Regions from separate parts of the Homo sapiens genome. Here region 2 is linked to region 1. The links are chromatin contacts, found by Hi-C in ENCODE. All regions are on one chromosome and are shown on one strand. The core of a region is the stretch at or near the end of the contact, and the rest is flanking DNA. Distances in the headings are between cores, read along the strand shown.

What was found. Hi-C counts contacts between places; a loop is a spot of excess contacts on that map. Pooled maps may share reads with other maps.
Region 2: a loop to region 1 is called in a map of PC-9, with 9 times the contacts of the local background. The contact joins two enhancer-like sites. A Hi-C loop is called at or near these places in 10 of 168 maps with a recorded cell type or tissue (CD4-positive, alpha-beta memory T cell, CD8-positive, alpha-beta T cell, HCT116 and 6 more), 14 of 37 single-sample maps with no recorded cell type and 20 of 50 pooled maps.

What each region holds. Positions count from the first base shown.
Region 1 is chr7:129,468,439-129,473,853 of GRCh38, reverse strand. It overlaps STRIP2 (striatin interacting protein 2), which reads right to left. Exons shown (of 21, transcript NM_020704.3): 18 at 3,139-3,205. Among named protein-coding and RNA genes, the nearest start is that of SMKR1, 31 kb to the left of the region's middle. RefSeq lists an enhancer at 3,476-4,015. Within about 2 kb of position 2,138, at least 2 of the 41 ENCODE cell types and tissues checked have a DNase peak (open chromatin) inside an H3K27ac peak, as active enhancers do; they include PC-9, where a contact is called at or near this core.
Region 2 is chr7:130,008,202-130,013,106 of GRCh38, reverse strand. It overlaps UBE2H-DT (UBE2H divergent transcript), which reads right to left. Exons shown (of 4, transcript XR_007060520.1): 3 at 4,006-4,231. Among named protein-coding and RNA genes, the nearest start is that of ZC3HC1, 41 kb to the left of the region's middle. RefSeq lists enhancers at 570-729, 2,671-3,870, 3,667-4,166, 4,254-4,323, 4,424-4,503. Within about 2 kb of position 3,551, at least 22 of the 41 ENCODE cell types and tissues checked have a DNase peak (open chromatin) inside an H3K27ac peak, as active enhancers do; they include PC-9, where a contact is called at or near this core.

The DNA.
Region 1 (5,415 bases), core at 889-3,388:
CCCAGCTACTCGGAAGGCTGAGGCAGAAGAATCGCTTGAACCCGGGAGGCAGAGGTTGCAGTGAGCCAAGATGGCGCCACTGCACTCCAGCCTGGCCGACAGAGCGAGACTCCATCTCAAAAAAAATAAATAAATAAAAATAAAAAATAAATAAAAAATTTAAAGAAATTAAAATTATGTCCTCAGCTGGGCATGGTGGCTGACACCTGTAATCCCAGCAATTTGGGAGGCCAAGGAGGGCAGATTGCTTGAGCCCAGGAGTTCAAGATCAGCTTGGGCAACACAAAGACCCCGTCTCTACAAAAAATACAAAAATTAGCCTGGCATGGTAGCATGTCTGTGGTCCCACCTACACCCAGCTACTTGGGAAGGTGGGAGGATCACTTCAGCCCAGGAGCTTGAGGCTGCGATGGGCCGTGCTTCAGGCCGAGTGCACTGCACTCCAGCCTGGGTGACAAAGCAAGACCCTGTCTTCAAAAAAGAAAGAAAAAAATTGTCCTCTAGAATGTTTAATAAAATGATATTGTGAACATTTAAATTTTGCTGTCAAATGAAATATCTATGTATAAAGTCTTAGTTTTGTTAATGTGTTTATATATGAGTGAATATATATATAATTGCAGCAAAATATTAACAGTGGCTATATGTAGGTGGCATAAGAGTATTTTTCTTCCTCATACTTTTCTGTTTCTCCAGTTTTCTGCAATACGTATATTTATTTTAATATCAGGAAAAAAACTTCAAAAGTTACTTAAAGAAAATCCTATAGCCATTCGTTGTGGCTCATGCCTATAATCCCAGCACTTTGGGAGGCTGAGGCAGGTGGATCATCTGAGACCAGGAGTTCGAGACCAGCCTGGCCAACATGATGAAAGCCTGTCTCTACTAAAAATACAAAAATTAGCTGGGCATGGTGGCACGTGCCTGTAGTCCCCGCTACTCAGAAGGCTGAGGCAGGAAAATCACTTGGACTCACGAGGCAGAGGTTTCAGTGAGCTGAGATCACACCACTGCATTCCAGCCTGGGTGACAGCACAAGACTCTGTCTCAAAAAAAAAAAAAAAAAAAAAAAAAAAAGGAAAAGAAAAGAAAATTCTATATATTCAAATAGCCAGTACATTTTCTGTGCTTGCAATTTGTTAAGCCTGAAAAAAACAGATATATCTTACTCATATGAACATTAGTGTTTTTCTGAGCACAGAAGTCACCAGTTTAGATAAACCATACTGAGGACCTATGTGGAATAGACTCACTAGTTATTGCAGCCCATGACTGGGCTCATTCAAAATTCAAGCAAAACAAAAAGTCTGTGGTTACTAAATGAAACCACCAGGTGCCACTATTGCTTCACACAAAGTAGTAAAATACTTAGCATGACTATTTTTCAGGAAGAATAAATACATGCTTTCACTCTGAATAATATTAAAATCTTCTTAGAAAACATAATAAATTATTATGTTCACTTCATTTCAGTAATTTTATGCACATATCCCAAAGGTCAATTGGGAGAGATGTGAAAGTGTGGTTCCTATCAATTCCTATATATGAACCAATGGGGTTGGAACTGAAAATAAAAAACACATTATAGGAAGAAATAAATTCAGGCCATAAAAGTTGACTTTATCTTCTGAAATGCCCTACTAATAGCAGAATTTTAATGCTACTGTGTACCACTGTTTCTGTGGAAAATGTATTCTTCATTCCAACTCTGAATGGCAGGGGATACATGTCTCTCTACCCTGACTTCCACTTTCAACTGGTAGCTATTTAACTTCTCCATCTATAAAATAGTAATACTAACCTCATAGAGTTGTTTTAACGATTTAATAGCTACATCTCTGTAGTGTGGGTAAAAAAAATTTTTTTTAATAAAAAACTTGAAAAAAGACTGAATAGCATCATAAATAACATAGAGAGGGTTAGACAATTTATTACTTCTCTGTAGGAATAAAAAGCTTCCAACTTCTTTGGCTGCTGAGGCCACATCTAAATAAGACCAGGGAATCTCTCTATCCCAGTGGTAAAAAAGGGTGCTAGGTTGGTGTCTCAGGACATGGGTCTTTTGACTCATGTCTGATTCAGGCTCTGTCACCTATGAGGAGTAAACCATGACAAGTCACTTCATTCACTGGGCCTTCAGGTTTCTCATCTTTGAAATAAGGGGGTTGGATCAAATGGCTCTTAAGTCCCCTCCAGCCAAGAATCCCATGGTTCTATAAAACCTGTACCACAGAGATTGTCATTCTATTTTTGCATAATATACTTTTCTGACTCAACATTTTGCAGGAATTACAATTGGAGGACAAAGGGTTGTAGTAACCATTGGTGCATGCCATGATTCAATCATTTGACATTTATTGAGCTCTTCAATGTACCAGACAAAGTGCTAGACTCTAAGGATATAAAAATGATTATACTACCTCTTCATTCAAGGATTCTACAGTCAAATTAAGAAACAGACACAAATGCATAATTACAATGCAACAGGCTGGAGGTATGGATTGTGGCTTATCTAAGGAGCTATGGCAATACATGATGAGGTAGATACCTCATCTTCAGTATGGCTGTTGTTCAGTCAGTTTCATGGAATTAAGAATAACCGTGAGTGACTTTTCTGATTTGCCTAGAGCTGTTTTCAAGATGAGAAACTTTCTGGGCTATCCTTTTGTGGCTATATAGACTTTTGCCTCCGAGAGACTTAGACAAAGTATTTTCTCAAGTACACATTGCTTGCTAGGTTTTATTACCTATATGAAAATAAGAAGTGAACTCCCTGTAGCACAGCAGAAAGAAGACAGATAATTATTTGTGCTAGACCAGAAGAGATTGTCCTGCATTTAGCATAGATATTCACGCTCAATTTCGGTCCCATTATGTTTCTAAATTCCTTTTCCTCCTTAGTGTTTTTCACTGGCTGTTTCCTCTTCTCTGAAAAATGCTACGCTAAACTTTTCCAAATCTTTCTCAACTGGGTCAGCAACTCTAAACCCCTGCTGCATCTCTGCTCTTGCCAATATACCTTCATTGATCTGAGACTCTCAAACCAGGGCATTAAGGGGTTGGAGAAGAAATGAAAGAGCAAATGCCAACCTGTGCTACCTAGCAATTTCAAAGGCTACCAAATCCCCATCTGCTTACCAGACTTTCAGTAGTAAGCTCCGGCAAATCCTGGATGGTACAGCAAGGATAATCCAGGACTGAGATGCTGTAAGATGCAGAGATAAGGACAGGCTTTAGGTAAATGGCAACAGCAGGAATTGGCTGTATCTGGAAAGGGCAGGAGTTATTTCTCTCCAGCAGCCCCTATCCATTTCCCAAATTGCTTAGTGACCTCAGCTGAAATGAGGGCTCTGGTGCCAGGCAACTCTAGCTCCAGTCTCCTTTCCTGTCATGAGAGGAACCAATGAGTTCTTTGAGGCTGGCACCCATCTGGTAGATGCAAAAGAAAGCAGAAAGAGAGCCTCTTTTCTTAGCACTCCTTGCTTCTTTAAAGGAACATGTAAACTTGAGTGCATTTGTGTTTCTGCATTTAACTGTATGTGTGAATATAACTGCTCCCACAGACACTGCCCAAACCCATCCCACTGGATAACAATCTGAGGATGGGAGGATGAAATGATCCTCCTGTGTCTCTCACCAGATCTTTCTGAAAGCTGGGAGCTCTGGGGAATGATTACAGAAGCCACTCCTAAAGGAAGCTTGAGACAGGGGCAGTTTCCTATAGAAAGGCTAATCTAGTAACTCAAGAATGGTAATAGCTGACAGTGGGGGACTGCAAGCTACAGCTCTGTAGTGAGCCCAGGGAAGCAGGCATGAGTTAGGAGGGGAAATAAGGCATTGCATTATGACAAGGACATAGTTACAAAATAAATGACAGCTGTCTCTTTCCTCTTCTCCCTTCTTCACTGACACAATACAGAATCTGGACTAGCTAATCTCTAATGCCCCTTCTGGTTCTGATGTTCCATGAGGTTTTGAACACCAACCTATCTGAACTAGTGCAGCTGGAAATGGATAAAGGATGTTGGCAAAGCAGTGGCTTTGACGACGACAAGTTCACACTGCTATAATGAACCTGTCTCTACATTTTAAAAGTCAAAACTTCTATACAAGTAAAAGGCAACAATTTATTTGGCCAGAAATGTTTACCTTTGTCCAAGATAACCTGGGGGACCAGGGTAGGAGAGGAGAAGGGTCAGCTTGGGAGAGGGCAGTGTCAAACTACCTGTAATGTTGTTCATCATCTTGATTCACTCTATTGGATTTTCCCAGGGTTGCCAGTTCTGTACTGCTCCATTAGGATGAACATTCTTGGCTGGCTCATCCACCTATCCACCCACCTCCCACTGACAAAGCCCTATGGCAAAGTAGTTGCCGGCGACCAGGAAATGGGGGTGGGAAATCAAAGATAGATTTGTTCCATTCTCTTAGTGAATTGAAATCTAGCCTAAGGGGGCATAAAATTAATTTACAAGTATCTAGAACATCTAGATTGTTAAGAGCCATGAGAAAATTCTGCAATAATGAGCTGTGATCTCCAAGTTCTCAGAGATCATTCAAAAGTAAAACTTACAGATGGTGCATAAGAGGATCATCTTGTTCAGGCCAACCTTAGCAAAAGGTGTAGTCTGTTGCTACCACTCTTCCAACTCCAAACTGAACCAAATGGACATCTATTGAATTGTCTGTACCTCCCATTCTAGGTCCATGGGTGCAGAAGGAACATTCAATTTCTGTATACCACTCCCCTAGCCACAGTTGATCTAGGAGTGAACCTCTAACCCAGGGAATCTGGAATAGGGATTGAAGAGTCAATTCAGTCTCTGAGGTGGGGCATGTTTAGCTCATATAGACGTATTTCACTATGCGGCCTGAGAAGCAAACAATGCAGACTGATAAATTTGTCAGTGAGAGAGGAAACTGGAGTGGAAATACAGAGGCCTGGTGTCTTACAGATAGACGTGAAAGGCTTTCTGGGCTCCCCACACTACAGGCCAACCCTGAGGTCCAGAGCTGCATTGCTGTCCTAGGTTCCTCAGGATGACACGTCATTTCATTCTGACAAAGTCGCTATTCTGCATGAGTGTAGTCCAGCTAGTTTTGGTTACTTTTAACCAAGAGTGTTGACTGATACACAGAGGTGCCTGCATGCAGTTGTGGCCCTGACACAGCCTGACCTGTACTTTCATTTTCCCTGGTAACTCAAGTAGCACATCTGAAGTGCCAGTTTTAAAGGGGCCAGTGCACAGGTCTCCGTATTGTTAGGAAAAACCCATCCTCCAATGCTTACCCCCAAGGGAAAGTGTTTAAAGCAATCTTACATATACCAATATTAACTAATGCTTATAAAAGTTCTATGATATAGTCAGAAAAGCTATCCTTATTTTAAAGATGAAAATACTGTGGTTCAGAGAA
Region 2 (4,905 bases), core at 2,302-4,801, 540 kb before region 1:
CAGATCATTATAATAACATACTCTTCAGCTTTCTGTACTCACTTCTTTCTATTAGCCACCTATTGATATCCCAGTAAGCAGATATGGAGGAAAATTGTTTCCTATAGTGTGTCAGTAACAGCCCTCAAAGGGATGGTAGTAGGAACAGAAAATGTGAAGCCTAGAAGGGACTCAAGATTCACCTCCAAGGCCTTCATAGTTCTCACGGGGAAGCCAGGATCACAGAGACAAGAAAATCCTTTTTAGCCTCTGTGTCCATTTCTTAGCCAGTCTTGTCCAACCTAACTAGAACCAATGGAGCAGAAGGAAAGGCACACAAGAATAACTTGACGGCACAACGGGTTTTGAGCCAATCAGAAGTGATACCAAGGCCAGGTGCAGTGCCTCACACCTATAGTCCCAGCACTTTGGGAGGCTGAGGTGTGCGGATCACTTGAGGTCAGGAGTTCAAGACCAGCCTGGCCAACGTGGTGAAACCTCATCTCTACTAAAAATACAAAAATTAGCCGAGCGTGGTGATGGGTGCCTGGAGTCCCAGCTATTTGGGAAGCTGAGGCAGGAGAATCACTTGAACCCGGGAGGCGGAGGTTCCAGTGAGCTGAGATCGCGCCACTGCACTCCAGCCTGGGTGACAGAGGGAGACTGCATCTCAAAAAAAAAGTGATAGCGAAACCAAGACTGCAGCTGGAGTCTACCTCCTACTGAAATGTGGGGAATCAGTCTTGAGCAGGAGAACCTCTGAAACTTGATTTTACTACTGCTGCAAATAGCTATCACTTGTAAGTACAGATTGTTTGCCAAGCACTGGTCTAAGCATTTTATCTTATTTAAGCCTCATAGCAGTCCTATGAGGAAGGTATAATTACTGTTCCATTTTTACAAATGAGGAAACAAAAGCATAAGTTAATTACTTTGTTCAGGGTCACACAGCCCAGTAAGTGAGGGCCGGGATTCAAACTCAGCCCATCAGCCTCCAAGGCAGACCCCACTGCCTGCCTTTAACCAAGGACATAGTTATACATGCATGACGATGTTTAATTCCATTGTTACTTGGGTTGTTTGTTTTTGTTTTTGTTTTGAGACAATCTTGCTCTGTTGCCCAGGCTGGAGTGCAATACTGCAATCTCAGCTCACTGCAACCTCTGCCTCCTGGGTTCAAGTGATTCTGCCTCAGCCTCCGTAGTAGCTGGAACTACAGGTGCCCACCACCATGCTGGACTGATTTTTTTTCCTTTTTTTATTTTTGAGACAGGGAGGGTCTCTGTCGCCCAGGCTGGAGTGCAGTGGTGGGATCTCGGCTCACTGCAACCTCCACCTCCCAGGCTCAAGCAATTCTCCTCCCTCAGCCTCCTGAGTAGCTGGGATTACAGGCATATGCCACTACCGCCCAGCTAATTTTTGTGTTTTTAGTAGAGATGGGGTTTCACCATGTTGGCCAGGCTGGTCTTGAACTCCTGACTTCAAGGATCCACCCGCCTCAGCCTCCCAAAGTGCTGGGATTACAGGCGTGAGCCACCGTGCCCAGCCTGAGACCTTTCTTCTGTAGATCCAGAGAAACCAGATGTCAAGGGAAATGCAATTTATCAGCTATTAAGTGATAAGAAAATCTCCCCTCCTAAGGATCGTGCCATCTCCCAAGTCTCCAAGAGCTGGGGCAAGTCACTGTAGCCAACTTGAGAATCAAGTTCAGGTATGAGGCCAGGCGTGATGGCTTATGCCTGTAATCCCAGCACTTTGGGAGGCCAAGGCAGGCAGATTGTTTGAGCCCAGGAGTTCAAGACCAGAGTAGACAACATAGGGAAACCCCGTCTCTACCAAAAAAAAAAAAAAAAAAAAAAGCCAGGTGTGGTGGCGTGCACCTGTAGTCCCAGCTCCTCAGGAGGCTGAGGTGCGAGGATCCCTTAAGCCTGGGAAGTCAAGGCTGCCGTGAGCTGTGATCACACCACTGCCCTCCAGCCTGGGAGATAGCGCAAGACCCTGTCTCAGAAAAAAAAAAAAAAAAAAAAAAAAAAAAAGTTCAAGAATGTGACCTCGGTGCCAGGCAAGAATGCTAGCAGTACCCACTACGGCCACTAGATGTCCCCCATGTTCCACTTCTGGCTTACCTAGCTGGACTTGCCAACACAAGACATCATCATTCTTACTTTGTCCTTATTTTGTTACAGGGTCTTTCCCCTAACCCCACTTAAGCTCTACCAAGTGCGGTGATGGAAACAGAAAGAAACTGAAAGCATTGAAACAGTCAGCAGAGAGACAGAAATGAGAATGGGTATTTATTGAGGAGACAGAGAAGGAAAAAAAAACCTCTAAATTTAAGGTCAGAGTTGGGGCCTTGCATCCAGGAATAGTGGCTCGAGTAGCAATGATAAGAACCCGATTGAATGGGAAGTCAACCGAAAGGGAAATCCAGGGGACTGTGAGCCATTGGCAGCCACCCTGGGACACATGCAGCCCTCCCCAGGTGTCATCCTTTGGCTGATCTCAGCACCCGCACTCAGGGCTGGGCCACCCCAGGGCCGACCTGCAAAGTTAGGCAAGCCACTAATGAAGCATGATGACACACTCACAGGGGCATGAGTGGTGTCTCATCACAGCCAGGGCACAGCCCAGACCCACCAGATGACCCTTTTCTTGTGAGGATTCCCAAGTCTATGACTAATGCTAATTAACCCTGACTCACAGTAGCACTGAGCACACAGAGGTCATTATCTCCACTGGAAGGAGTGGGGAAACTGAGGTGTGGAGTGGGGAAGCAGCTTTGCTCCATCAGTGTCACCAGGTCAGGAGTTGATCCTCCCTGCCCTTCTCAAAAGCCCGTGAGGCTGTTCTTGGTAATCAGCAGTAGACACTTCCGGTGGGGCTAAGGGATAGGGCCTTTCCCCACTGCTGTTTCCACGTGAGTCAGAGCCACAGAACTGGAAGCAGAGTTGTAGACTACTTGGTCTAATCCCTGAGGAGTCTGAAGGCCAGAGTGGGGAGTGAAGGCCAAGATCACACAGCAGGTTGTGGCTGAGCCACGCCTAGAATCCTGAGGCTTCTTGCTGAGTCCCCTTCTTGCACTACAGTCATCATGACAGAGCAGAAGAGAGGCAGTACCCTGTGAGAGTTAGGAGCACCAGCTCACTAGCCAGAAGTGGTGGCACGTGCCTATAGTCCCATTATACTAGGGAGGCTGAAGTGGGAGGATCGCTTGAGCCCAGGAGTTCGAGACTGCAGTGAGCTATAATTGCACCACTGAACTCCAGTCTGGGTGGCAGAGCAAGACACCTTGTTTATAAAAAAGAAAAATAAAGGGGGACAAAAAAAAAAACACCAGCTCTAGGTCAGGTAGCTTGGCAGGTGGATCTAGCAGGCTCTAGGTTCCATAGCCTGGGTACAGATCCTGGATTCACTGGTCACCAGCTGTGTGTTTCTGAACCTATGACTCAGCCTCAGCTTCCTCATCTGTAAATTAGGGATAATACTAGTAGCTGTGTCACAGGAATGTTTTGAGAATTCATTGGCATATGTGAAGTGCTTAGAGCAGTGCCTGGCACATGAGAAGTGCTCAGGAAATAGTAGCTGTTTGTTTAAGCTGGCTGTTTAAGCCCAGTTGCCTCTCTGGCCAAGTGTCTCCAGCTTGCCTGGTCTTTTGGGACTCCTGAAGGAAGGGAGCACCAAAACTATAGGTGTTAGGATCATGAGAAAGACACATACCAGTATCTCCTCACCAGACTGTCTGTGGTCTCAGTAGGCCTCTTTCAGCCCAGCGGCCTCCATGCCACCATCAGACAGCACAGGTGCTGGTGGATCAGCGCCAAGCCCAGCTTTAGAAGCATTGGGAAGCACCTTGGCAACAAGACATAAACCAAGATAACCACATTCCTACCAGTCTCCATGGACCCTGGCTCCGGGCCTGGCAAGGCCACCCTCAGGAAATGGCGGTACAATGACGACAGGAAAGCTTATGACAGGCATCACCCTGCTGGGCTGAGAACACTGGCTTGTTTGTCCAGCACAGCTTACCTGAGTCACCCATTGTGGAGTCTGCAGCCACCTGGGCCTGGAGCTAGGCCAGCAGGCTGCTTGGAGTCTGGAACACCTTCTGCGGGCTGAATCTGGCTAGGTCCGGCACTTGCTGCCTGTCCCCTCCTCAGAAAGCAGGTCAAGGCAGTTTGGCTCCGTAGATCTGGCTCCAAACAGTGAAGAGCCTGGTGGGGCCTGACAACAGTTCAGAGACGCAGAGCCTCCTCTGTGGGAAACAGAATGTGAACCGAGGCCTTAGAGTGTTTGGAAAATCAGCTCCACGAATCAGAGATGGACCGGGCAGCAGCTTCTCCCTCTCCTCCATCCCATGCTACACCCGTAGCCACTCTCTGTGCCCCACTGGTCCTCAGGGGGCCCTGGGCTCTCTTGCCAAGTCTCAGCACTGCCCAGGCCCATGCAGCCGGTCAACAGTGACTGGGCTCAACTCCCACTAACTCAACCTGGGGGTTTTCCAAAGTGAAATGAGGAACAAAATAGGTGCTATGTTTCACAGTACCAAGTTTTAAAATACTAATAAAATTAGAAAATACTTTTTCAGGCCGGGAGCAGTGGCTCACGTCTGTAATCCTAGCACTCTGGGAGGCCAGGGTGGGTGGGCCACATGAGGTCAAGAGTTTGAGACCAGCCTGGCCAACATAGTGAAACCCTGTTTCTACTAAAAATACAAAAATTAGCTGGGCATGGTGGCGTGTGCCTGTAATCCCAGCTACTTGGGAGGCTGAGGCAGAAGAATCGCTTGAACCTGGGAGGCAGAGGTTGTAGTGAGCCGAGATTGTGCCACTGCACTCCAACCCGGGCGACAAGGCGAGACTCTGTCTCAAAAAAAAAAAAAAAAAAAAAGAAAATACTTTTTTAAAAGGTGTAAAAAATGAGAATGAA